Regions from separate parts of the Mus musculus genome. Here all the other regions are linked to region 5. A link is a loop called in an ENCODE intact Hi-C map of the cell type or tissue named here. Cell type or tissue: left cerebral cortex. All regions are shown on one strand. Region 1 overlaps Btbd11 (BTB (POZ) domain containing 11). Region 2 holds the start of Pwp1 (PWP1 homolog, endonuclein). Region 3 holds the start of Btbd11 (BTB (POZ) domain containing 11). Region 4 overlaps Btbd11 (BTB (POZ) domain containing 11). Region 5 has its middle 37 kb from the start of Cry1.

Region 1 (5,000 bases), 430 kb before region 5:
TCAAGTTGCCTTAGTCGGAGTGTTTTGAGACAGCAATAGAAAAGCAATGCAAACAGCCGCAACCCACAGAATGCCCAGCTGAGGGTCAGGAAGTAGAGATGGCTGGAGTATACTGCAGGCGTAAGGTGAGACCAGGGGGACAGGCCCTGGCTACACAAGTCTACTGTGGGACAGAGAGCGTGGTGAAGTGAGTCACAGACACACCTGTGATAGCAGGTGAACCCCAAGTGCCCCAGATCACATCTAGCAAGGAGGAGGGGATAGGCACCTATTAGTGAGGTGGGTATCACCATGGCTCCCCCCTTGCCTGTGTTCCCTGGATCTCTACTCTGATGTCATACCTCAGAGGGTCTTTCTTTGCCACCCCACCTCAGGGACCTTCCCCTCATCCCCGCCCCCCCTTCTTCATCTTCCTTATGGTACTTCCTATCTAGAAGCTATTTCAGTCCTGCTTCCCTTGACAGAGTCCAGGAGGTCCGGTTCTTCACCCCATCGGACCGACTACTGCCACCCCCAGCCCAACCAAAGTCAGCTCTGGGCCATGGGAGGCTCACAGAAGTCTACTGAAAGTGACAGGTTCTGGAGAGGGGGAGCTATAGTTTCCCAAGTGTGTGTGGGAGCAAAGTGGGGTTTATCGTAAGCTTTCTTGGGTTTGTTTCTTTTCTTCTTCTCCTTTCTTGTTCTCTCTTCTTCTTCTTCTTCTCCTTCTTCTTCTTCTTCTTCTTCTTCTTCTTCTTCTTCTTCTTCTTCTTCTTCTTCTTCTTCTTCTTCTTCTTCTTCTTCTTCTTCTTCTTCTTCTTCATGATACTGGCTGGGAGGTTGCTATCTACTCCTGGTCAGCCTCAGATCCCTCCCAGGTTCTGGAGTTACCTGTACATGAGCCAGCTGTGACTTAAATGTGAATTCATTTCCCTACATAAAATCTCTCAGTGAATCGGCTCTGCAGATGCTGGGCAGGTGAACATGTCCCTATCCTGGGAAGACAGCACATTCCAACTCCACAGAACTTGGGTTCTGAGCTGGCTGTGTGGACCCTCTCCTGCCTATTTATCCAGCCTCTTGATCACAGTCTCTCTAACAAACTAGTACATGTAGTCAGTGCGGAAAGAAAAATGTAAAATGTTTGTAAAGGCAACCAGGTCCTGTGGAGGACAAGATGAGAAGAGGGGTCCAGAGAGCGGAGTCTCTCTGGTGGGGGCGGGGTGGGGGAGGGTAAGCAGAGTATGGAGATAGGACAAACTGGGCACTTAGGATGGCAGAGCCCTACAACTTTCTCCTTGGCCAAAGGTGCCTAAGAATCTTCTAAAACAGATGTTTGTCAAATCCTCCTAGACCATGGCCATTTCCAGGAGAGAAATCAGAAGCCAGCTAGGTCAAATAAATTGCCCAAGGCCCCACAGATTAGACATGGCAGAGCCCTTATGTAACCCAGAGTTTGGGCTGAAGGGCACTGGCACTAAACTTCTAGCTTTTTTTTTCCCCCGAGACAGGGTTTCTCTGTATAGCCCTGGCTGTCCTGGAGCTCACTTTGTAGACCAGGCTGGCCTCGAACTCAGAAATCCACTTGCCTCTGCCTCCTAAGTGCTGGGATTAAAGGCATGCACCACCACTGCCCGGCAAACTTCCAGCTTTTAAAAAAGTTATTTAACTATTTTTTAAAAGAGGATCTCTCAGATCCCAGCTACCACATGTTGGCTCACAACTGTCCGTAATGAGATCAGATGCACTCTTCTGGTGTGTCTGAAGACAGCTACAATGTACTTATATAAAAGAGGATCTCACTACATAGGCCTGGCTGGCCAGGAACTCCCTATGTAGACAGGGCTGGCCTTCAATTCAGAGATCCACTTGCCTCTGCCCTGAGAGTCCTGGGATTCAGGTGTGTGCCACCATGCCCGGCTAGTGCCTGTCTTTGATTTAGGAAAATGGCTCGGTGCTCTGGCTCTGGATAGGGGGATACAATGGGGAGCCAGGTGCAGAGGGAGCAGAAGCTGGGGTGGGAAAGTGTAGTGGTGGAGACATGGAGGAGGAACAGCAGGCAAGGGGGCAGGCTAGGAAAGGCTCCCAGCTCTAAAGAGCCATGCTTCTCATGGATGTAATTCTATTAGCAACCACAAGGGGGAGGACGGTCTCTAGGATACTTCCTGTGGTGCGGTAGCAGTCCAAGCCTGCCAGTCCCCCAACTCTTCCTGAGAACGTGCCCCTCACAAGCCAGTTAAAACTGGTTTCCACCCAGGGCCCCTGGTGTGGCTAGTCGTCTAGGGGAAGACTCCCCAGAGAAGCTGCCTTGTTTGGGAGGACCACGAGTCCGGGAGTTTCCTAATGCCTGGGTGGGCCGCCAGCCTGAAGCCAGGGAAGGCTGGGGTAGCTAAAACCACAGTGGTCTCCTTACCTCCATGATCTCATTGTTTTTAATGAGAAGTGACTCTGGGCCACCGTAGTAGAGATACTGCATGACGAGCTGGAAGGAATAAGACACTGTGAGCAAGACCCCAGTCGGACTCAGTTCCTTCAGAAGTCATCACATCACCCCTGGACATCACTCTACCTGACGGGGGACATTTGGACAGGTTTCCCTGATGACACCCTGAAATCATGACCCTGTGGTTTCAGGTTCTGCCCCCATGTCTATCTGCAGGGCCAAATGAAACAACCTGAGCGTGGCTCCTCATGACAAGTGAGTCACCTGAGGATGATGACCAGCCTACCTCTCATCCAGTCAGGCTGTGCAGGTGACACAACTTAGAGAGCCTCCAGAGTCCCAGTTGACAAGACCCCAGAGGAAGCCATAAAGGATCCAGGGTTTGGAAAGTCACTGGTGGCGCTTGTCCAAGCAAGGCTGTCCCTTATCATGTGACTTCCAGTGTCTGAAGAGTGTCCCACATTATAGAGTTCTGCAAATGGCTGTCCCCTGAATGACTGAATACCATGAATGTATCTGAGTTTCATACATGCTTCACTTGACAACCAAGGGTTCTTTTTGCACGAGGTGCATACACAGTCCAGTTTGCCCCAGGATCTCCATTTTCAACTGTCTTCCATGTGACTGGCTTTACCTGCCTGGAGCTTTGGTAATGGGGTGGGCAAAATTCACAGACTGGTCACAACCTGTGTTGGGATCACACTGTGGTACAACTACCACCATAATAGAATTCTGGAAAATTCTTTTCAAATGTGCTCTGGTATATTCAAATGTGTGTGTGTGGTGCGTGCACACGCATGCTCTCAAGCACACTAAATAAAACACCAATTTGGGAAATGCTTAATACTCTTAAACTACCAATTAGCAGATAGTTCTGTTTCCCCCACTGCTAGCCAGGACAAACTAGAATTACCCAGTTTGCACGTTTCAGTTAAGCAGACCCGTAATAGAATTTGGTTGGTTGGTTGGTTGGTTGGTTTGTTTGTTTGCTTGCTTGTTTTGGGACAGATCTCACTATGTAACAACCAACTTGCTGTGTAGCCCAGGCTAGCCTCTCACTCACCTTCCCCGTACCTCCCCTTCCTGAGTGCTGGGATTATGAGTGGCTGTCACCACATTCAGCCTGGTGCCTGTCTTTTATGTGCACTGTCCTCTCTCTTGCCTCTACCAGAACCTGGCCATGTCTTCCAGCTCCTTCAGCCTGGATGCGCTCTCTTCTTTACCAGTGGAAGCTGTCCCTTCTTTGGGTCCAGCTCAGTGGTTACTGGGTTAGGAAATTTGGGTCTCCTTCCCATCAAGTTTTGTTTCAGGGTTGTCTGTCTGCAACTGAAGTGTCTTTACAGTCATCTGAGAGTACAGATGTCTCTCACTCACTGTATTTCTGTGCCTAGCATAGTGCCTGGCACACAGACACATCACCATCACCATCACTACCCCCACCACCACCATCATCATCACCATCATTATCTGGATAAAGGGTCTCACTTGGCATTCTCAGGTTGGCCTAGAACTCATGGCAGTCTTCCTGCCCAGTCTTCCAAGTGCTGGGACTGCAGCCATACCTCACCATGCCCCCTCCTCGTGTGAACATGTCTCCTGCGTCTGAATCTCCCTTATACTGACTTGGGGTTTCTGCATCCAGCTGCCTGGTAGAGAGGCGGTGACATTGTCTAGGCCTTGGGAAATAACAGTGCCCTGTTCCCCTCCCCCTCCCACCTTGGGGAGCAGAGCTTATAAGTGTGGGGATACCGTCAGCCAGCACTGGGCTATTGGCTTTATTAAAATCAATTGATTCCCCCAGCACCTTCCTTATAAAGGCCAAACCAATAATAACAAGAAACACCACTGTAAGGCCCACCGCCCACACGGGCTCCCCATTTATAAAGCACTTTCCTATCAGTCACACGCATTGTCTCGTTTGTTCAAGGTCGAGCCACGGGCTGAAATCGCTGCCTTGGCGGAGGACGACTTGGGGCTAATGGAAGTTAAATCGGACCATCCCAGCCCTGCCAGTGGAAGACTCTGCCAGTGGAAGCATTTTCTCTAAGTGGGTGCAACAAGCCCTTATCAGGCCAAATGGCCGGCATGAGGAACTGCTTTTCTTGGCGGCTACCAACCTCTGTGAGGCAGGGGCTTTTGCAGCCCGGTAGAGGCCTAGCTCCAGCTGCGGCCTCAGTGGGGGCTGGCTTTTGTACACGAGTGATGCTAAGGAGTCTTGAGGGAGGAAGCACAATGCAGTATCAATTACTATAAGCTCTTCTGCCAAAAGGTACACGCCAGAAGCGTGTGAAGCGCACGGGCTTCTGGGAGCCCCCTTCTGGGTTGGATTTGGCTGGCCTTCCTTGGCCTCCTTCAAGCCACAAATGAATGTTACCTTCTTTTATGAGGAATGGCAGGGACACAGACAAGTCCCCGGGGCATGATAAATCCCCCTTTCCATTACAGGAACTGGAAGCCAATGTGGCCAGCAAACTTTCCCCATTGGAAGCAATTACAGGGCTGGGGATCCCTCTGAGGCCAGCCTTTCCCATGTTGGACTCTGAAGACAAGACCACTGGGCAAACATTTACTGAGTGCC
Region 2 (5,000 bases), 650 kb before region 5:
TGTGGTCGCCATGTTTCTTCCAACTATCTCAGACTCCAAGGGCACCTCCCTCTCTGGCTATCAAACCATAGAACATCCGTCCTCTGCCTTTTTTCCCCTAGCATCACTGCCCAATGTAAATGGATTCTTTCTGGGAACTAATAACCCCCATCTTCCTCCACCCATTCCAACCTTGAATTCCAGCTCTATTTTCCCCACTTCCAGTAACATTTCCCATTTGGCTATCTTTTGTTCTAATGAAGTTCAAAACTAAGGCCACTCTCTTCAAAACTGGCATTCCCTCACCTAAATAGTGAGTCAGTACCTTTAAGGCACATAACAAGAAGGCAGTGGGGGTGGGGGGTGGGGTGGAACACATGCCTTTAATCCCAGGGGAGGCAGAGGCAGGCGGATCTCTCTGAGTTCAAGGCTACCTGGTCTACAGAGTGAGTTACAGAACAGCTACACAGAAAAAACCCTGTCTGGAGAAAAGACCAGACCAGACCAGACCAGACCTAACACTTCTGTATTAAGCTTGTAAAGGCCAACACTAGTTGGGTATTGTTTATTTACTTAAGCCCGCAGTGTGGGTTGGCCATAATGGCAACACTCCACATGAAGGTAAATCAACGGCTCAGTTTCTACTAAAGAGCCTCCAGATCTTCAGTGGCTCACACCTATAACTCTAGTATTTAGGAGGCTGACACGGGAGGATTGCCATAAGTCTGAGGCCACAGCGGGCTACAGAGTGAGACCTGGTCTCCAAAACAACAACAAAAAACGTTGAGATAACAAGAATCTCCCTGAGAATGACATTCAATTCTGCCTGAGAAAGATCCAGAAATTAAAGACTGAAAAACTCCGGGGAAGGCCGGAGGTCAGTCGGTAAAGCTTTTGTTGAGCAAGCATGTGGATCTAAGTTCCATCCCAGAAGCCACTCAAAAGCTGGGTGTAGTGTAGGGGACACCTGTAATCCCAGCACTAGGGACTACAGAGACGAGAATTTCTGGTGCCTTGGCCAGCCACTCTATCTCGATTGACTAACGCTGGGTTCAATCAGACAGCGCACACATACACAAACACATGAACATGGGCATACATACATACACATACACACACACAAAGGTATTTGTATTGCTTGGGGTTGGGGCATGACAACTAGGGATTTTTAAGACTCTCTTAATACTTCGAAAGCTGTGTATGGCCCTTTTAAAATGAAAACAATTTTCTTTTGGAGAATTTTTAATAAGGCAAGTGTTGTCCCTATCCTATAAATATACACTGCTTGCTTGCTGTTGGCAAAACACCAGAGAAAACAGTGACTAAACACTACCTGCACTCTGGTAGAATTTACACCTATAAGGAGTATTTCCATCCCTCACCGCATGTAAATTCATGTCGAGGCCACTCCCACGTCTATCACATATCGAGTTGTCACTACTCAGACAATTACACCCATAGCAACCCCTTCACTTCTTTTAGGACACTTACAACCCCTGACATCCCGAAAGTCAAGAACAGGGCTTTGCCCTATATCGCTCCAACATATCCCGGAACTCCAGGCTCCGCTTGGCTTGCAGAAAACACTGTGTAATGAACAAAACCGCCTGAGTAACCGGCTTCCTTTGCCACGGTCTCCAGCTTTTGTACAACTTCCTTCATACTGTGTTACACTGACACCTTGTTCTCTCTGCCCCATAACGTTTTATCCGGATCACCGTAAGAAACTCGTAACAAGCAAACACCCCCGCCCCTTCCCAGTGCACAAAAAGTCCACGTGTTCGTGCATCTCAGGGATGGGATCGGGGTTCCCGCTCCGGGCAGGGAAGGGGCGCGCGGTCTCTGCTCGCCCGGGTCACCGGAGCCACACCTCACATGGCTACAGTCCCGGCCAACCTGGCAGGTCCCATCGCGTGGCTCCTGCTGGGCGCGTGCTGCCCCAGACGGGGCCGAGCCCACGGCCATGCCGTGGCATCTCCCCATACACAGGCCTCACCTTGTCTGGAGTCTCTTTGGCCACGCCGCGGCGGACCCAGGCCACGCAGGTCACTTGGCGGCTGCGGTTCATGATCTTCGGTTTGAACCCGGCGCAGGTTGGAGCCCTGGGAGCTGGGAGACACTACTCTTGAGCTCCGCGGAGGGGAACAACGCGCAGGCGCGGGCGCTCGCTGACGTCACTCGCAGGCGCCAAGGGGAAGGGGAGGGGAATTTGCATGAGATGGGCGGGGCCGTATGCAAATCTACGACTGCTTCCTGTGGAGTTTCTATCTCCTTCCTCCTATTCTTCCATAAGAGTTCCCAAGCTCCATCCACTGTTTGGCTGTGTCTGTATCTGTCTGAATCAGCTACTGGGGGGAGCCTCTCAGAGAACAATATGCTTCTGTCTGCAAGCATAGCAGAGTTTCATTAATAGTGTTAGGGATTGGTGCTTGCCCACTGGACGGGTCTCAAGTTGAAATGGTTATTGGTTGGCCATTCACTCAGTCTCTGCTCCCTCCCCTATGCCAGCATTTCTTGTAGACAGGATAAATTTTGAGTTGAAAGTTTTGTGGGTGGGTTGGTGTCTCTATTGGAGTTCCATTCTGGATACAGGAGATGGCCTCTTCAGGTTCCACATCCCCAATGAGAGTCACAGCTAAGGTCACCCCCCACTGATTCTTGGGAGCCTCCCTTATCCCAGGCCTTTGTCTCGTCCTGGAGATGCAGGTTTCCCCCCACTTTGCAGATTTCCATTCATTTTCATGGCCATATAGCTATCTCTCCTGTTCTTCTCCATGCCTGATCCTGAATCCCCCATTTCCCCTCTCTCCCAGTTCCCTCCCTCCATCAGCCTCTTATGACTATTTTATTCCCTCTTCTAAGTGAGATTCAAGCTTCCTTGATTGAGTCTTCCTTCTTGTTTAGTTTCTTTGGTTCTGTGAAGTGGACCATGGTACCTGTATTTTATGGACAATATCCACTTATCACTGAGTACACACCATGCATGCCCTTTTGGGACTGGGTTATCTCACTCAGGATGATATTCTCAAGTTCCATCTATTTGCCTGCAAAGTTCATGATGCCTTAGGTTTTAATAGTTGAATAGTATTCCATTGTGTAGATGTACCATGCCTTTATCCATTCTTCAGGTGAGGGATATCTAGGTTGTTTCCTGTTTCTGGCTATTACAAATAAAACTGTTATGAACATTGATGAACAAGCATCTTTGTGGGATGATGGAACATCTCTTGAGTACATGCCCAGAAGTGGTATGGCTGGGTCTTGAGTTTTCTGAGAAACTGCCAAGTTGATTTCCAAAGTGATTGTATAAGTTTGTACTCCCACCAGCAATAAAGACTGCTCCCCTTGCTCCACATCCTCACCAGCATATGCTATCTCATGAGTTTTTTTTTTTTATCTTAGACATTCTGATGGATGTAAGGTGGAACCTTAGAGTTGTTTTGATTTGCATTTCCCTGATGATTAAGGACTTTGAACATTTCTTGAAGTGCTTCCCTGCCATTTGAGATTCCTCTGAGAATTCTCTGTTTAGCTCTGTACGCCATTTTTTAATTGGGTTATTTGGATTGCTGGTGTCTGCCTTCTTGAGTTCTTTGCAAATTTTGGATACTAGCCCTTTGTCAGATGTATGGTTGGTGAAGATCCTTTCCCAATTTGTCCTAATAACAATGTCCTTTGCCTTACAGAAGCTTTGTAGTTTCATGAGGTCCCATTTATCCATTCTTGATCTTAGAATCTGAGCCATTAGCATTCTGTCCAGGAAATTGTCTCCTATACCAATGTGTTCAAGGGTATTTCTCACTCTCTTCTATGAGACTTCTTAGTGTATCCGATTTTATGTTGAGATGCTCTTTCAAGATCCCTAAAAAATGGTATTAGAATTTTGGTGGGATTGCATTGAATCTGTAGATTGCTTTTGCTAAGATGACCATTTTCACTATCCTACCAATCCATGAGCATGGGAGATCTTTCCATCTTTTGTTATCTTCTTCAATTTCTTTCTTCAGGGACTTGAAGTTCTTGCCATAAAGGTCTTTAGCTTGCTTGGTTACAGTTACACCAAGATATTTTATATCATTCGTGGCTATTGTAAAGAGTGTTGTTTCCGGAGGGCAGTCATGTGAGTGCTCTATAGCCTAGTAATAGTGTCAGACCTTGGGACCTCCCCTTGAGCTGGATCCTACTTTGGGCCTGTCACTGTACCTTCTTTTCTTCAGGCTCCTCTCCATTTCCATCCCTGTAATTCTTTCAGACAGGAAGAATTATGGGTCAGAGGTGTGACTGTGGGATGGCAGCCCCATCCCTCATTTGATGTCCTGACTTCCTGCTGGAGGTGGGCTCTATAAGTTCCCTCTCCCTACTTTCAGGCATTTCATCGAAGGTCCCTTCCTGTGAGTCCTGAGAGCCCCTCACCTCCCAGATCTCTGGTGCACTCTGGGGTCCCCCCCCACCCCCCCGCGCAGCCTCCTATTTCCTGAGGTTTCCTGTTTACATTCTGTATTAGTCAGGGTTCTCTAGAGTCACAGAACTTATGGATAGTCTCTATATAGTAAAGGAATTTATTGATGACTTACAGTCTACATCCCAATTCCCAACAGTGGTTCAGTAGTAGCTGTGAATGGAAGTCCAAGGATATATAGCAGTTACTCAGTCTCACACAGCAAGCAGGCAAAGAAGCAAGAGCAAGACTCCCATCTTCCAATGTCCTTATATTGTCTCCAGCAGAAGGTGTAGCCCAGATTAAAGGTGCATTCCACCACACCTTTAATCCTAGATGACCTTGAACTGGGAGATTTAATCTTCTGGAATCCATAGCCACTATGCCTCAAGATCTCCATACCAAGATCCAGATCAGAAACTTCTATCTCCAAGTCTCCAGATAAGGGTGACTGGTGAGCCTTCCAATTCTGGATTGTAGTTCATTCCAAATATAGTCAAGTTGACAACCAGGAATAGCCACTACAATCCACCCCTTGTCAACTTGACACAAATAATATCTCATGTTCACATGAAACAATGAC
Region 3 (5,000 bases), 170 kb before region 5:
GTATAAAAAGGTGGATAAACAGAAACAAAAAGGTACAGCAAATTGCATGGGGTCAGTGCTCAGCTGAGTATATAATGAAGTAGGATACCCTGAATGCAGGGTACTGGTCGGCACCTGAAGCTACAGATACAGTGGCTAGGAGTATGGGCACTGAAGTAGACCATCTGTGTTCAAACAAGCAATATAAAAACAAACGTCCTACTCCCCCCCCCAAAAGCTCCATTTGTGCCTCAGTTTCTTCCACTGTATAAAGGAGATGGTAGCAGTACTTTGAGTTTTGTTTGTTTTGTTATTTGCTTGTTTGTTTGTTTGTTTGTTTGTTTGTTTGTTGAGACAAGGTCTCATGTAACCCAGACTGGCCTCAAACTTTTCTACCTAGCTAAGGATGGCCTTGAACTTCTTCTCATTTTTCTCCCTCCACTTCTGCATGCTAGTATTACATGGCTGGATTGTTCATTCAGTGCCGGGAATTGAACCCAGAGCTTTGTGCATGCTCAGCAAGCACTCTACCACCTGAGCCACCTCCCCAGCCTGACAGTTGTGCTAGACAAAAGGCACACTGGGTTTCCATGTATAAAGTGATCCTAAGAACAGGTTGGCTGCGATCAGTGTCTTCTCGGTCCCTGGCATTTAAAAACTGTTCAATAGATATTGAAGAACAGATGAATCCACAAATGAAGAAATTAATGGTGTTACTGAGTTAAAAGAGGGGAAAATCCATTATGGAAGGTGTGTGGTCCTCAGGAAGGCTTGCAGGTCAGAAAGACTGCTGTGCAAACCAGTTAAAGGAACAGGCTTGGTGTTCAGTGTATGTTAGGATGCCTGAGACATTAATCACTCATTCCTTAGCTCTTCTGTATGCATGCCCAGCCATTTTGAACAAGCCCGTAGAGTAATGAAGAGATCAGGATGAAATAACAGCATGTCTTGAACCAGAAAAAGCTGAAGGAAGAGCCCTGCGTCCCAGGAGTTAAGCTGTGTGGTGTGCGGAAGTTTGTGATGGCTTCAAGGCCCAACCACCACTCACTCACCCTGCCCAAAACCAGTTCTGTGGTTTTCTCTTCCCTTAAATTAGCCTTACTCCACAAGGGATAAACACAAATGCTGTCTTTACAAGAGGCTAAAGATCCTAAAAGCAAAATCTATTTGGAAAATGATTAGCTACTAACATAGCTATGGGAGGAGCTGAGGGTATACTGTGTGTTAAAACCTACATTCTGCAGACAAGTGGACAGAAGCCCAGAAAAGTCACCCCAAATCTCTCAGTTCAAGAGAATGCAGACTAAGAGGCATCAGGATGCTGGTGTTGGCAGACTAGAGCTTCCTCGGGGTTGGGAAGGGGGTGGGTGGGAATCCCTGTAAAAGTAAAATGAGAGAGCAAAAGAACCCCAAGAGGAAGATGAGGAGTTGTAGTGCTGAGATAACTCAGGCTAAGGGCTGACTGCAGTGTGTGTGTGTGTGTGTGGGGGGGGGGCAATGGGAGCCTACAATAGGGAGACTATTAAGCTGGTCTGTGATTTTAGGTTGAGGGTGCGCTCCCAAACAAAGAACAATTCAAAACTCGGGGTTTTGCAGGTAAATCCCCCATTCTGAAAAAGTACACGGGAAGCCTCGTGCTCTGTCACCAGATGTTTTCAGTCTCAGTGGGATGTCCCTGTGTACTTGCAGCATGAGCCTGTGTCTGCGCAGGTCTGTACGCCTTGGTATCCTCTGGGGAGTATGCCTTAGGGCAACAGAGGGGTGGGTGGGGGATGGGCTTTGGCAAAGAGATTGCAGAAGAGTCTCTGGAATCCAGGCAGATCCTAGCCCCTCCCCCAACACACACACACACACACACACACACACACACACACACAAGCTTTGCTCTTTTCTTCCCCTCCCCCACGATGATCATATCCAGGTGAAGAGATTCAGTCAGAAAGTCCATCAGGGTAAATTTATAAACGGTTAAAGCTGGAGCCTTATACCCCAGAAGCCTGCTGGTTTGCTCCTTCGCATATTCACAAGGCACTTGCACACACATGCGCGGGCACACCCACATGCACACTCTTGGCACCCCAGAGGCCAAGCCAGGCCAGACGCATCTCTCCTTTAGCTTGGAGGAAACAGACAGGCTGTGACATGAATGAAATCTACCCAGCAAGGCTGCCTTTTCGCTCCGACCACGCAACCTCGGGCCAAACCGCTTGGAATACGTAACAAAGTTTTATTTCGCTTTTAGAGTCTCCAGTTACTCTTCTACCATTTCCTGTGGAAAATTGAAGCTTTGAAGTGTCTAGCTCAGGCTTTTGCAGACGGGGACCGCTAGCGCCACCCGGAAAACAAGCACCCCAGCACTACCCTATGGACATCCAGGACCCCAGGTTCAAACCCACTCGGCACCTTCCAGGGGGCGCGATGAGGGGATTTTAGAACTCCAGAAAAAGGGTACCTGTAGCTGATAACCCCTACCTCTGGCCTGGGTCCCTAGTGGCTCTCCTTCAACCAAGTGACAGATGTAAATCACCCGCCAGAGCCTGGAATACTTGGCCTTGCCACCCTCCACCCCACCCCCACTCCCCTATATCTCCAGCTCTGGGTTCAAGTACTCAGAAACTGTTCAGGAAAACTTGGAGCAATGCAGTGTTGTCTCTCCACCACCACCACCACCACCTACATGAACACGTTTAGGCCCACCCAGCTCTATCCTTCCACCTTCGCTGCCCTCAGCCATGCCTTCCTAGCGCATCCACAGCGACCCCAAAGGGCCTGGGGCAAGCGAGAGAACTGCATGGCAGACAAGTGAACCTGCCTCCTCCAGATCTTAGCCCAACTCGTGGGTACTGGAATGTGGCCCCTTAAAGATCACAACAGGGTTCTAGAAGCTATTCACGAGACTCAAACGTCTCAAGCCAGATCCGAGTAAAACAACATACTAAATTAAATGTAAAATAAAAAGGGTGTTGGATTTTGCTCCTGTCTTGCGGGAGGCAGCAACCTCCTGGCCCTGCACAAAGGGGGCGGAACCCTGTGTGCTCTGGGAACATTACTACCAGTGTCAACCACGCGGATCCCAAGCTCAGGAGTGAACCTACGGGTTCCTGGCTGTCTCCACTCTGGCCCCTACCTCTAAGGCCGTGGAGAGCGCGAGTGGCCAGAGAGACGCGGGAGGGGGACGAGAGGCAAACTTGAACCCGGAGTTGACAGAGCCACTTACCACTGGCGTTCTTCCCACAGATGAGGTGCTGGTAGGGCTGCAAGAGCCCCCAGATTTCCGAGTCGTTGTTGACCGTGTGCTCCAGGGTCTCCACGGTGAATTTGGGCGCTTCGTGAAGCGTGTGGTGGTGGTGATGATGGTTGGCGGCGACGGCGGCGGTGGCTGTGGTTGGCGGGACTGCGGTCGCCGCCGTGGCTGGCGGGGCGCAACAACTACTGCCCCCGCTGGCGCTGCTGGCTGCGCTGCAAGGGCCACCGCTCGCCGCTCCCCCTCCCGGAGTCTCGCGCTCCTTATCCGCTGCAGGGGCTCCGGGGCCTGAGCCGGGGCCTGGGCCAGAACCGGAGCTGGAGCCAGGGCCAGGACCGCTACAGCTACGAGGTAGCCCGGAGGCCAACACCCGCGAGTAGATGTCCCGGAAGAGACTCTCCATACAGGCGGTCAGGTAGATGGCGGCATGCTCGTGGATGCGCAGCGCCACGCGGCTGTCCACCATCCAGCGGTACACGCGGCCCACGGAGAAGGTGAGGCCGCAGCGCGCCGACTTGCCACGGCCCAAGCGGTCGCCGCCAGCGCTGCTCATGTTATAGAGGGACAGCGCGGCCAGCGCGGCAGCGGTGCAGTGAGCCGCCAGGCCCCAGGACAGTACGATCTCCATGGCACTCTGGATCTCGTACTTGGTGCACTTGGCGAAGCGCAGGCTCAGGCGCTGCGCCTCTTTAGCGATGCGCACTAGAGCCCGGCTTACCAGCATCGAGAGCTTGGCCAGCGCGTCCTTGGGCAGGCTGCCGGGGACCGCTGGGCCTGCCCGGGGATCCCGCGAGCGCAGCAGCAGCAACTCCAGTTCCTGGAGGGTCCAGGGGACCTCGTCGAGGTCCGGCAGCAACCGCGAGCAGTGCTGACCGGCGCAGTCCAGCCCCTCGGAGTCTTCCACCAGGGCAGTGTTGACGGTGTCAAAGCTGTTGTGCCGGCTGTGCATGGAGTCAGCTAAAGGCGGCCAGCAGCTCCCGCCATACGGGGACGCCGGGTGAGAGTCAGAACAGCACAGAGACAAGTTGGAGGAGCGCACAGAGTCCGCCGCGCCACCATAACCCGAGTCCAGCGTCAGATCTTCCAGCGTTCGCACCACAGGCTTCTTACCTCTCCTGGCCATCGCTGCGCCACTTCATGCTGCAGCCGCCGTGGAGCCGAGGGGAAGGAAAGGCAAGGATCTGTGGGCACCGGGGTCCTCGGGGACAGCGGGGCTCCACGTCGCCTAGGCTCACTTTCCCACCTGGCGTTGCCAGCAAGTGTCACTACTTTCGCCTGTCTCCCCGAGCCGTCACCACGGGAAGATACACGGCGGAACCTGAAGTCATCTTCTGGAGTCGGGGCCAGAGCGAGGGCGCACTGAGCCGCGAGCCAGGCCGGGAAGGAAGCTCCCGCCAGGACCCGCGCCTTTCATCCAAAATAAAAGTGTCTGGTCCTCTCCTCCCTGGGACCAGACGGATGCAGAAGCCTCCGAGAGCCGGCCACAGTGTCGATAGGACCTAGATCGCCCCAGATACGGCCGCCGCAGCTCGGCGGGCTACGGGCTCCCCCGGCTCCGGGATCCGGGCCGCGGTTCTCTTGAGCTCCCGCCCCGCACTAAAGCGCTGTAGCCAGGCGGCTGCAAAACCCTGCTGAGCCCCAGCAAACCAAGCAGTCAGAGGGCGGGCGCATGCAAAGCAGGGCCGTCGAAGAGCCAATGGAATCGGGGGATGCTAATTACTTAGGTTTTTTTTTTTTTTTTTTATTCCTCCCTTCCATGCGGCCCCGCCCCTCAGAC
Region 4 (5,000 bases), 400 kb before region 5:
TCTGCAGGTGAGGACAGGAGATGTGAGGAGAGGAAACCTCAGTCTGGCGTGGGGTGGAGGGGAAAGGGTGATCGGCCCAGCATGTGTTGGGCATCAGGAAAGGGCTGGGATGTGGGCGTTTTCTGTTCCATCCTAGAAAGGATGAGTCAGGAGCTAGGAGCTGCTGGGTCAACACAAGCCAGAGGTCCCCAGAGCTACAGCAATTTCTTTAAAGGAAGCACACACAGGGACTTTGTGTAGCTACTTGGGACTTTGGCTGGGGCCTCAGAAAGGTCACCATCTGCCAGGTGGTTTCGTCAGGGCTTCGGCCACTGGAAGGATGAGATGTGAAGGTGACTGGGAAGGGAAAGTATGGGCTGGCAGGGCCTGCAGCCCTCCGCACCCTCACCTCCACATTCAGGTCAGCTCCGGCATCCAGCAGCATCTGCACCATTGCCTCGTCCCCACGGACGCAGGCGTACATCAAGGGGGTCATACCCTGCGGTGGTTAAAAACCAGAGACGGAGACGTTTACAAGGTGGCCGTGGTCAGTTGACAAACACATGGAGCATCTTATTGGACTCAGACTCTGGCAGGACAAAAGAGTCAGTGTGGAGCCCTGTCACACACAGGGTCACAACCTTCCACATTCTGGAAACTACAGGGGAGGAGTGAGGGGAGGTGAACATCACCTTTTGTGATTGTGGCTTAAGTTGGAGGGTTTTCACAGTACAACAAACCTATGTGTGTCTTTACAACCAGTGGCTGATTGGGATGTGGTGGGGGTGGGTCTCACAGGAATTTTCTGGATTCTGTAACATCAACCCCTAAAGTATTTAATTATGATGACTACAGTGTCTTTGACATTTGTCTCTTCGAAGCATGACAAGGCGTCCTTGCTGCTCTGTATGAGCCTTGGGTCAGACAGAGTCAATGGTCACTGGATATCCCTGTGGTTGCTTTCACTGACATCTGCTCTGATATCACTCTATACAAGTCAAGGCACTGAGGCAGGATGGCCTTCAGGAAAACTTCCCCTTCTCCGACTCCTGCTCATCACAAACCGAGCATCACAACCAACAGGAGGAAGGGGTGGGGCTCTCCATCCAAAGGGCTGTGAAGGCAGTTATTTGGGAAGATATTCATGCTACAGCCTTGTCTCACACTATACACCAGTATAACAATTTTTTACTAGAGATAGTCAGAAAGAATTAAAATTGTAAGCAATGCCAAGTTGGTTTCTGCCCCTGTCTCTAGGCAGAAAGGGGATGAAGTATAGCATACATGAGAGGGGCTCTAGCACTGCACATCGCTGTGGAACTGAAAACTTTACGGGCAAAATTCCAACGTCAACGACAAACTGAGATACCTTGGTTCCACTAAAGGACTTCGTGCCCTGATACAGGAAGAATTCCTCTAAGAAAACAAGAAAACAGTAAAAAATGCTGATAAAAAGCAGGCAAAAGGAAAGTGGACTAGCAGGGAATACATATATAACTAGAGGTGTGCAAAGACTAGTCAGACTCCTAGGGGGAGGGGCAGTACTGAAGACTGAGAATTCAGGAAAGGCTGGTACATTTGAGACACTTCTGTTTTAAAGAAACATTTCCCCAAGGAAATAGAGATTGGAACAAAGATTTGTGTAAGTGTGCTTAGCTCAGCACTAGTCACAAACACTTTAAATATATGATGGGGGAAGGATGGTTAATAAACAAATAGTAATCACTTTATAGAGACACTAAAAGCGACTTAAAAAAGAATATTCATTGACATTGTAAGGTATCTGGAATGTAAAATACTGAAAAAATAAAACAGATAAATAAGTCCCTGGTTTTAAACATACAAGATACACATGATTGTGTACTGAGGATCCCTGACGTTGTCCAAGAAAGTGATTAGCTGTCATTATACAGTCCCTTCTATTCCCTTCGTGGGAGCTCTTTGCAAGAGCTGCCTGTGGAAGAAACAGCCCCATCTGTCCCTTGTAACAGCACTCAGGATTCACACTGAGAATGGCTGTCCATTTGCACGGTCTATGACACCACCACATCCCCAAAGTCCCCTCTGTGACTTGTGGTTGCCTCTCATGGCACCATGTTCAGAATCTGGTTGGTGCTGCCCTATCTGAATGTGCTCTAGGGTCCCCAGACTGACTTTGGTGTCTTTAAACACACCCACCCTAAGAGCACAGTGCGCATGGCCTAGATCTGTCTGGAGCCAACAGCAGACTGGCAGAGAAAAGCCTTTAACATGCCAGTAAAGAGACTTGAAGGTTGCAGAGTCCTAAATACAAACGATGGCCAACCTAGGGGCTCCATCTCCTTTCTGGAACAGGTCTGGTTTTCATTCCTTTTTAAATTTCAGCTGCGACAATCATGTGAGATTTCCATAAAGATGGGCAAGTGTATTTTTAGAAAATTAAAACCAAACCAAACCAAAAACCCCCAAACACTAAGAGAGAGAGAGAGAGAGAGAGAGAGAGAGAGAGAGAGAGAGAGAGAGAGAGAGAGAGAGGCAGGGGAGGGGCATTAATTTTTTTAATCGATCAGCAGAGGGAGCCTGTGTCCCGTCAGCTGCTCGCGCCCAGGCTAAGCACGGGAGGAGATGAGGTCCAAGCAGATTGGTACCTGTTCGCTCATGGTGTTGATTCCATCCGGCCCCAGCAAAGACACTGCCTGCTTCACCAGGTCGGTCCGTCCACAATTCAGCATCCGGAAGCCCAAGTCCTGCTTGAACTTGGCTTCGATGGCCACGGCGTCCAGCTTCCGAGAAGCACAAAAGCAGTCGTCCGCCCTGAGGGGTGGGGAGGGAGAGATGGTCACGTGGGTGCAGCCGCTTTTCCCCCCAGGATCTGGTCCCTGAGATCAAACGTCTTAGCAACCCCCACCGAGCACCTGAGATCCTCGCGGGCTTTTCCTAGGTTTTTGCCTTTTCTAGGTTTCCATTTAAAAGAACTGCCTCAGCCTGCACGGGTGGAGCACTCTTTACTCCTGGAACTCGGGAGGCAGAGGCTGATAGGTCTCTGAGTTCGAGATCAGCCTGGTCTATAACGTGAGTTCCAGGACAGCTAGGACTACATAGAGAAACCCTGTCTCAAAAAACCCAACCAAACAACTGGTGTCTCACTCCGCGCCCGCCCCCCCCGCCCCCCCCCCCCCAATTTCTGGCGGTTCTAAATCCTGTCTTTACTGAGCTTAGGTGTGGTCCCTCAGTGTGCCAGTAGAATCCTCAGCTAAGAATCATTTCATTATGCAAATATTTAGGCATTTTTTAAAAAAATAGGTTAGGTTCTCTGCTGAATGTTTTATCTGAGTTGTTACATTCGGGTCCCACACAATAGAAGGCATAATTCCTATGGGGGGACTGTCCAAAAAACAGGAATGAGGAATCTTTCTGAGGCTACCCCATCTATAAGTGATAGCTTGGATTTGAACCAGAGAAGCATGTGTGGAGAACCCGTCTTCGGATCTTCTGTGCCACTCTAGCTCCCGAGTGCAGAACCTACTGCTTTCCTGTTCACTTGACTGAGCCCTCATACTTGGCTGTGGACTTCTGAGCAGGCATTTGCCTGGGTCCATTCCAGTGACAGAGGAGACAGGGGGCATTAAGACAGGAGAGTGGACAGAGCTCAGGATGGACTCTCTCCTTTCAAAATAGAACAAGCTGGAGAACTTGCTAGATGAAATGAGAGATGGCAAGGTGCTTCAGCAAGCCACTTCAGGGAGCAAGAGGCTAGGCCAGGAAACGAGGGAGGAAACCAATGAGAGAGGGTGATACAGGCTTCATGTTGAAAGAATGTTAGTACCTTCTCCCAGTCCCCATGAACTGGTCAATAATCACTCAACAATAATCAAGCAACAATGTGTTGATTGAGTGCCTGTTAGGGTCATGTCAGCAGCCCTGCGCTGGAAGCCCACAGTCTGGTAGAAGACAAGCATGAAGACAGTCCGGAGAAGACAAGCATAGGCCATATTCTCATGTATCTCATACAAGTATTTAGGGTTCGGTGGTTCTCTCTCTAAATAAAAAATGTTATGAAACTATAAGCCCCTTTGCACCACACACAGCCTAGGGGAGCCTAGGCTTCCTCGGAAGGTGGCCCTTGAGCTGTGGTTGTAGGTATGGGGAGAGGAATGGCAGAAGACAAGAGCACTCTGTGCAGAGCCAGCAGGAGCAAGGGTCCAGGTGAGACATGGCAGGGTATTTGAGGCTATCCACAGAGCCCAGTGTTTCTAGGGCATTAACCTCTGGGCAATCTGTGCCAGTTGCTGAGAGAGGAGGGGCAAGACCACAGAGACCCTTCAGCTACACAGCTGCCTGTGTGGTGGGAGAGGATGGAGGGACCCCAGGGCCTGGCTTCAAACATGACATTGACATCCTAAACACTGAATGGAGCTGTGCCTTACAGCTTCTCGGTCCAGTACGCGTGGGCTTTGAACTTGTCAAGCATTGCCAGATTAGGCAAATATAAATGCTAGATCAAAGGTGCGTGGGGCATCTTTATACCAAAGCTTTATTCATTGTTTATCGAAGATGGAAATTTAACTGGGTTTCCTCTTTTATCTTTTGAAGGGCAGAGCTAAACATGCAGAGAAACTCAGGATCCCTCACCTTTAGTGTGGCGGCCAACTTCATCCTAAGGGCTAATGGTCCCCACATCTGCCCAAGGAGACATTGTGGCATCAGGGTAACAAGGCAAGACCCCAGAACACAGATCACAGAGGCCTCCAGGGGGAGTAAGTGTGAATCTATGCATGTTAGTCTAAAGTACACGTGCATGCGTGTGTGTGCATGTGTGTGTGTGTTTAAATCTCTGGGAGTCATCCGACTTGATTCATTGCATAAACAACCTTTCTTCTGCTAGATGCTAGCAATGTTGGAAAAGGCTGCTTTGTGGAGTCGCTTAGTTCCCATCCCGGGGAAAGATCTCGAACATTGGAGGAGGGTCAGGGAGTGTGGAAGACTGATTTTGTGGCAGGAAATGGCTGTTACACCTGTATTCATAGTAGCTGTGATTATTG
Region 5 (5,000 bases):
TCTTGTCCCAACAAGAAGGGCATCCCCTTCTCTAATGACTTGGATTTTTTTTTAATCTCTAATACTCTGTTTTTCTCTCGAGGCAAGCATAATGTGGTAAGACCTCTTGAAGAATGTTCTAGAGACCTAGAAATGGCACATCAACCTTTTTGTTTCTCTCTCTATTCTGGGGGGAATAGAGGATGCTTCATGGGTGTAGCCTTAGATTTCAGGATCTTTGGTAAAAGGACACTGCTTACTTACTATAACTAAAGGGAAGCATCTTGGTAGAAGAACCACAGGAAGACAAAATGCCCACAGTACACTACGATATGACTAGGAAGAAGACAGAACAAGCCTCCATTTATCCCAGTCCTCTGAGGCCCTAGAGTGGTACACAAGACTTTGGAAAAAGCTGAGGTACCAACATAAACATAAACAGTTGAGCAGGCATTCTAAGGGCCTCTAGGCCAGGTTAACCAGGGGGCGTGGTCCTAAAGGATGAAAACTGAGAGTGGCCATCCACATAGAAAAGACTACACGGTGCTTGCAAGGAGATTGCCACTATCATTAGATAGAATCGGGCTGAGCCGAAGGGAAGAGATGAGGCATGTGCCCAGGATCCCTGGAATAAAAAATAGGTTGTCTCAGGGTCATCTCTGGCCCTCCACTCCAACCTCACTGGGGCTACAGAGAAAGTCATCTGTGTGGGACCAAGAACAGAACTGTCAATCAAGTCTGACAATGGGGTCATGGAAAGGAACAGTCATGTACACTTTGAAACAAGAGTATCCACATCACCTAGGCAACTAGAAAGTTATTAAATCTACCCAAGAAGTCACTGAAGGAGCCCTTCCCAGGGGGAAAGGAATATGACATAGCATAGTTGGAAGCATCGAATGAGAAAAATAAAACTTCAGAATGGTATCACATTGAAAAGAACTGGATCCATCCCATATACCTTATCACAGATTTGAGCTTCAAAACAGGTCTGTGGAGCTTCTGTATGGCAAAGACATCATCATTTGGACAAAAAGCAGCAAGTTATGGAATGGGTAAAGTTTTTACTAACTAAGCATAGGATTGAGGGCCAATATCTAAAATATATAAAGAACTAAAAAAATGGATATCAAGAAAGCAAACAGTCCAATTTAAAAATGGGGTATAGATCTAAACAGAGGATTCTCAAAAGAGGAAATTCGAATGACTGGGAATCACTTAAAGAAATATTCAATATCCTTAGTTATCAGAGAAGTGTTAAAACAATCTACCTTGGGATCTCATCTTACACCAGTCAGCATGGCCATCAACAATAAAGCAAATGGCAGCTTATGTTGTCAAGGATGTGGAAGAAATCCATTCGTTGCTGGTGGAAGTGTGAAGTTGAACAGGCCTTATGAAAATCAGTATGGCAGTTTTCAGGAAGCTGGGAATAGGTCCACCTCAAGATCCCAGCTTGTCACTCTTGGGCATATACCCAAAGAATGCTTCATTCTACAACAGAGACACATGTTCAGCCATGTGTAGTGCTGCTCTATTTATCATAGCCCAAAACTGGAAACAGCCCAGATGCCCCTCAACAGAATAATGGATAAAGAAAATGTGGTAAATTTACACAATGGAGTATTACTCAGCCATTAAAAAAAATGAAATCTTGAAATTCACAGGTAAATGGATAGAACTAGAAAATTATCATCCTGAGTGAGGTAACCCAGACCCAGGAAGATAAATATGGCTTGTAGTTGGTTATATGTAACTGTTAGCTATTAAGTCTTCCGTAAGCAAGTGATGGTTCATATAACCACAGAGGATGGAGATAAAGTCATGGAAAGGGGATGGATGGATTAATCTCCCTAGGAAAGGAGAGACAGAAACATCTGGGACTTGATTGCTGGCATCCAGGCAGAATGAAAGAGTCTGAAACGTGACATGCTTGACATGAGCCTCCCTCGGCAGAAGCATTGGTACAGGTGGGGACACACATGTGCATACACAGGCACACATACACTCACACATACGTGAACACACATGCACACTCATAAGCACGCGTGCACACACTCATGCACACACTCGCGCATGTGCACGCACACAAGTAGTATCTAGTAGTCTCCCTACTGTTTCTAAATTCAGAGTTTCCTCATCACTAGGTGGCCCTCTCAATGAGCCTCTCTCTGACCCAGTTGCTGCTGTTCTGAACACTGTAGCTCTCTTTGCTTTGCTGCTGTTGGGTTTTCTCCCTGGTAATCATCATTCACGTGCTAAATGCTTGGCTTACTTATTTTCTCCTTCCTTTATAAGAGCCAGAGTCTGCTTTGTTCATTTCCATGCCCTTCCCTCCTGGAGTGCTTCCAAGCACACGGGAATCCACGATACAGGGTTTATATACAAGCAAGTGTGGCTGATCAGGGAAATGGCAGTTTGGCAGAAATGAAACCTAAGACAGACTCACTAGCTAACATTTGTCATCTGTTCTGCTAGGAGGACACGACTAGAAGAGCAGAGGAAAAAGAAAATCAGAGGAAAACAGTCCGTTTTAAAACAAGCCGTTCTGTCCCCACACGTGGCTGCCATCATTTCCTCCTCCATAAGCTCCTAACATCGTACCCAAAAGCTGGGAGGCACGCAACCTGAAGCAAGGAGATAGGCAGTCTGGATTCTCCATTTCAGTCTCAGCATCCTCATTTAACACGACGAAATAGCTAATACATTCTGTGATTCGGGAATCAGAGGCTGCAAGCTAAGGTCTTACATAACAGGTGTGGCCTCACTTCCCTACCCCACAGTTCTAAAAGAAATGTTATTGTGGGTACCGATCTGCGCGAATAACGCTGCAGAGATGGACAGTCAGGGCAGGGAACCTGAGACTCTCCAAGGAGGCGAGCAAAGCCTTTGCCTTCAAAAAGAGACAGGAGAGGAGTGCAGTTTTGCTTTCAAGCCCCAAGGTGTTGGCCTTTGCCGTAAGGTAATCTCTTTCTTAGAGCGCCACCTACTGGTGCAGGGTTTTGCAGCAACGCCTAGCCTCGGCTTGTACAAGCACCTGTTCTCGACCAACCTCAGTGTGTTTTAGAAAAGAGTCTTACATGATACTTCAAAACAAGATCTCTCTCATGAATGAGGTTTCTATTGTAGCTTTACCATTAAAAAATAGGAAGAAGCGCTTTCTGGGCCTTAGTTTTTATAAGAAACAACAGGTCTTTTGCTGAAAATCTGTCTTCTGCTTTACAAAGCTTCCTTGACTTGGTAAGGCAAGCATATTCTTGAAGGGTCATGTGTGCTAGCCAAAATTAAATAGGGAGATTTACATTTTAATTGCAGCGAGGGACATCCCGCTTTAAGGAATCCCAAGGGTAATTGAACATTTTTCTAAAGTCAAACAAGCTCTCCAGTTGTGTTTGCTTTGAAACTCAGCCTCACCTTTAATTTGCTCCAAATTCAGGTCCACCTGTTCTCATAGCACGGGTTCTGGTCAGTTTTAAACGACAGCGTTTCACTCACACCCTCTTTAAAAAGCAAGCCAAATAGACTCCAAGCCCATTCCGAGCTGGCAGCGAAGCCCATGGAAGAGATTGTTTATGAGATGTTTTGCCTGCCTGGATCTGGGGGGTTAAGGAAGGAAACAGCCCACACGGGCTCCACGCTCTTGTCTTGCCCAACCATCCCTGGCTTGCCACATGATGTCCTCAGCAGCTACCCCTCCAGGGTGCTAAAATTACTGTTTTGATTCCCTGGTGCTGCCAGTTTATCCCCCAAATTAATCGAAGAATTTTGTGTGAAACACACATAAGGAGGTTAGTAACGAAGAGGGGAGGGGCCTAAGTAAAAAGGATTACACCTGACTCCACTGTGACCCAGGCAGGGAAAAGGCATTCGAAGAGACTGAGATCCTGGTAACAATGTTACTCATATCACGCAAGATCATTTAAGGCCAGCAGCCTTAAAAGATGCTATTAGATACTCTTTTCCAAGAAAAGATGGCTCTGGGGAATTCCAATGATCTTAAGTGTATGAGTTTGCATTGTGAGTAAATCAGAGAGAACTGAATTTAAATCTCAGCTCTACATCACTATCCTTTAAGATGCAAGGGAAATTATTTGTCCTCTGTTGCTCCGTCTTCGCAATCATAAGATGGGAAAATAAGAACACTTTCCTGGGTAAGCCGTCAGGACGGAGGAAGCAGCAAGAGTTCTTGGGAGGCCTCCAACGTGGTGATAGCTATTAACAATAATGACCCAAATGTCAGATTCTTCAGTCAACACTGACAAGGACATTCAAAGGCCAGAATGACATAGTAGAAACGGCACTGAGTTAGACTGGGAGACTGACAGCTTTGTCCACCAATGCAAAAAGACCATACCCTTACCACAAAGGGAATAAGACATGGCCATTATGAACCAAGTATGAGTGACCACAGTTCAGGAACACAGACTCAGGCTACCCCCCAGATGCCATATTCTACTGTGGAAGTGGTCACATGAGACTGTATTTGTTACAGAACAAAGGACGTCATAAACCAAGGAATTTAACAGACGTGGTGGTAGGGACCATAGGTAGGTGGGTTAGAGCAAAGCAGAGAAATATCTTCTAAAGGCCTTAGATGCTACCCAGTGGCATCTGTTAGTACATCCTAAGGACTTATCTAGCAGTCACAAAAGGTGTTGGATCACACAAAGAGGTGGACAATGGATGCTTCTTTAGAGCTCTAAGACGGATCACAATAATTTTGGCTCTGGACTTGCAACATTCCAACTCTTCACAATGACTCCATCAGACTTATAGAACGTTTAACACAGGTGCAGCATTTTTTTTTTCTGGGAACATCACATGCCCCAGCTCTGTTTGAAATTGTCTGTGACTCACAGCCAGTCCATTGGTTCCCTCTGGTCCTCATTCTCCTCATTTCCTAGATAAAATCACAATGGTAGCCAGAGATCTGTGGCTTTTATAAATGAAGATGAAGGGGTTGGTGCAATGCATCCGTGATTGACAGCAATCAATGCAGAGGACTCAGGTTCCATTCCCAG

What was found. A loop is a pair of places that touch in the nucleus more often than their neighbours do. Peaks named below come from ENCODE experiments on the same cell type or tissue, not always from the same donor. Only the 100,000 strongest peaks of a DNase experiment are listed, where the experiment ranks them.
Region 1: it touches region 5 in a loop (9-fold over the local background); 32 of 42 quality-filtered maps call a loop at or near these places.
Region 2: a loop joins it to region 5, with 2.2 times the contacts of the local background. A loop is called at or near these places in 2 of 42 quality-filtered maps.
Region 3: it touches region 5 in a loop (4-fold over the local background); 9 of 42 quality-filtered maps call a loop at or near these places.
Region 4: it touches region 5 in a loop (7-fold over the local background); 20 of 42 quality-filtered maps call a loop at or near these places.

What each region holds. Positions count from the first base shown.
Region 1 is chr10:85,649,068-85,654,067 of GRCm38, reverse strand. It overlaps Btbd11 (BTB (POZ) domain containing 11), which reads right to left. Exons shown (of 17, transcript NM_028709.2): 15 at 2,393-2,461. Among named protein-coding and RNA genes, the nearest start is that of Gm6713, 59 kb to the left of the region's middle. In left cerebral cortex, a CTCF peak has its summit at 2,104 (motif pointing right); DNase peaks (open chromatin) are centred at 2,089 and 2,834.
Region 2 is chr10:85,868,990-85,873,989 of GRCm38, reverse strand. It overlaps Pwp1 (PWP1 homolog, endonuclein), which reads right to left and starts at 2,159. Exons shown (of 15, transcript NM_133993.3): 1 at 1,976-2,159. The coding sequence starts at 2,047. In left cerebral cortex, no CTCF peak of the experiment used is centred here; a DNase peak (open chromatin) is centred at 2,156; H3K4me3 peaks cover 1,473 bases; H3K27ac peaks cover 456 bases.
Region 3 is chr10:85,386,675-85,391,674 of GRCm38, reverse strand. Btbd11 (BTB (POZ) domain containing 11) reads right to left here and starts at 4,861. Exons shown (of 17, transcript NM_028709.2): 1 at 3,197-4,861. The coding sequence starts at 4,346. In left cerebral cortex, a CTCF peak has its summit at 2,766; DNase peaks (open chromatin) are centred at 3,622, 3,884, 4,250, 4,891 and 2 more places; H3K4me3 peaks cover 2,484 bases.
Region 4 is chr10:85,622,675-85,627,674 of GRCm38, reverse strand. It overlaps Btbd11 (BTB (POZ) domain containing 11), which reads right to left. Exons shown (of 17, transcript NM_028709.2): 5 at 2,607-2,772; 6 at 389-478. Among named protein-coding and RNA genes, the nearest start is that of Gm40731, 35 kb to the right of the region's middle. In left cerebral cortex, a CTCF peak has its summit at 2,542 (motif pointing right); DNase peaks (open chromatin) are centred at 2,228 and 2,615; H3K4me3 peaks cover 479 bases; H3K27ac peaks cover 249 bases.
Region 5 is chr10:85,219,060-85,224,059 of GRCm38, reverse strand. No RefSeq gene overlaps it. Among named protein-coding and RNA genes, the nearest start is that of Cry1, 37 kb to the right of the region's middle. In left cerebral cortex, CTCF peaks have their summits at 2,141 and 2,964 (motif pointing left); DNase peaks (open chromatin) are centred at 2,305 and 2,941; H3K4me3 peaks cover 724 bases; H3K27ac peaks cover 1,028 bases.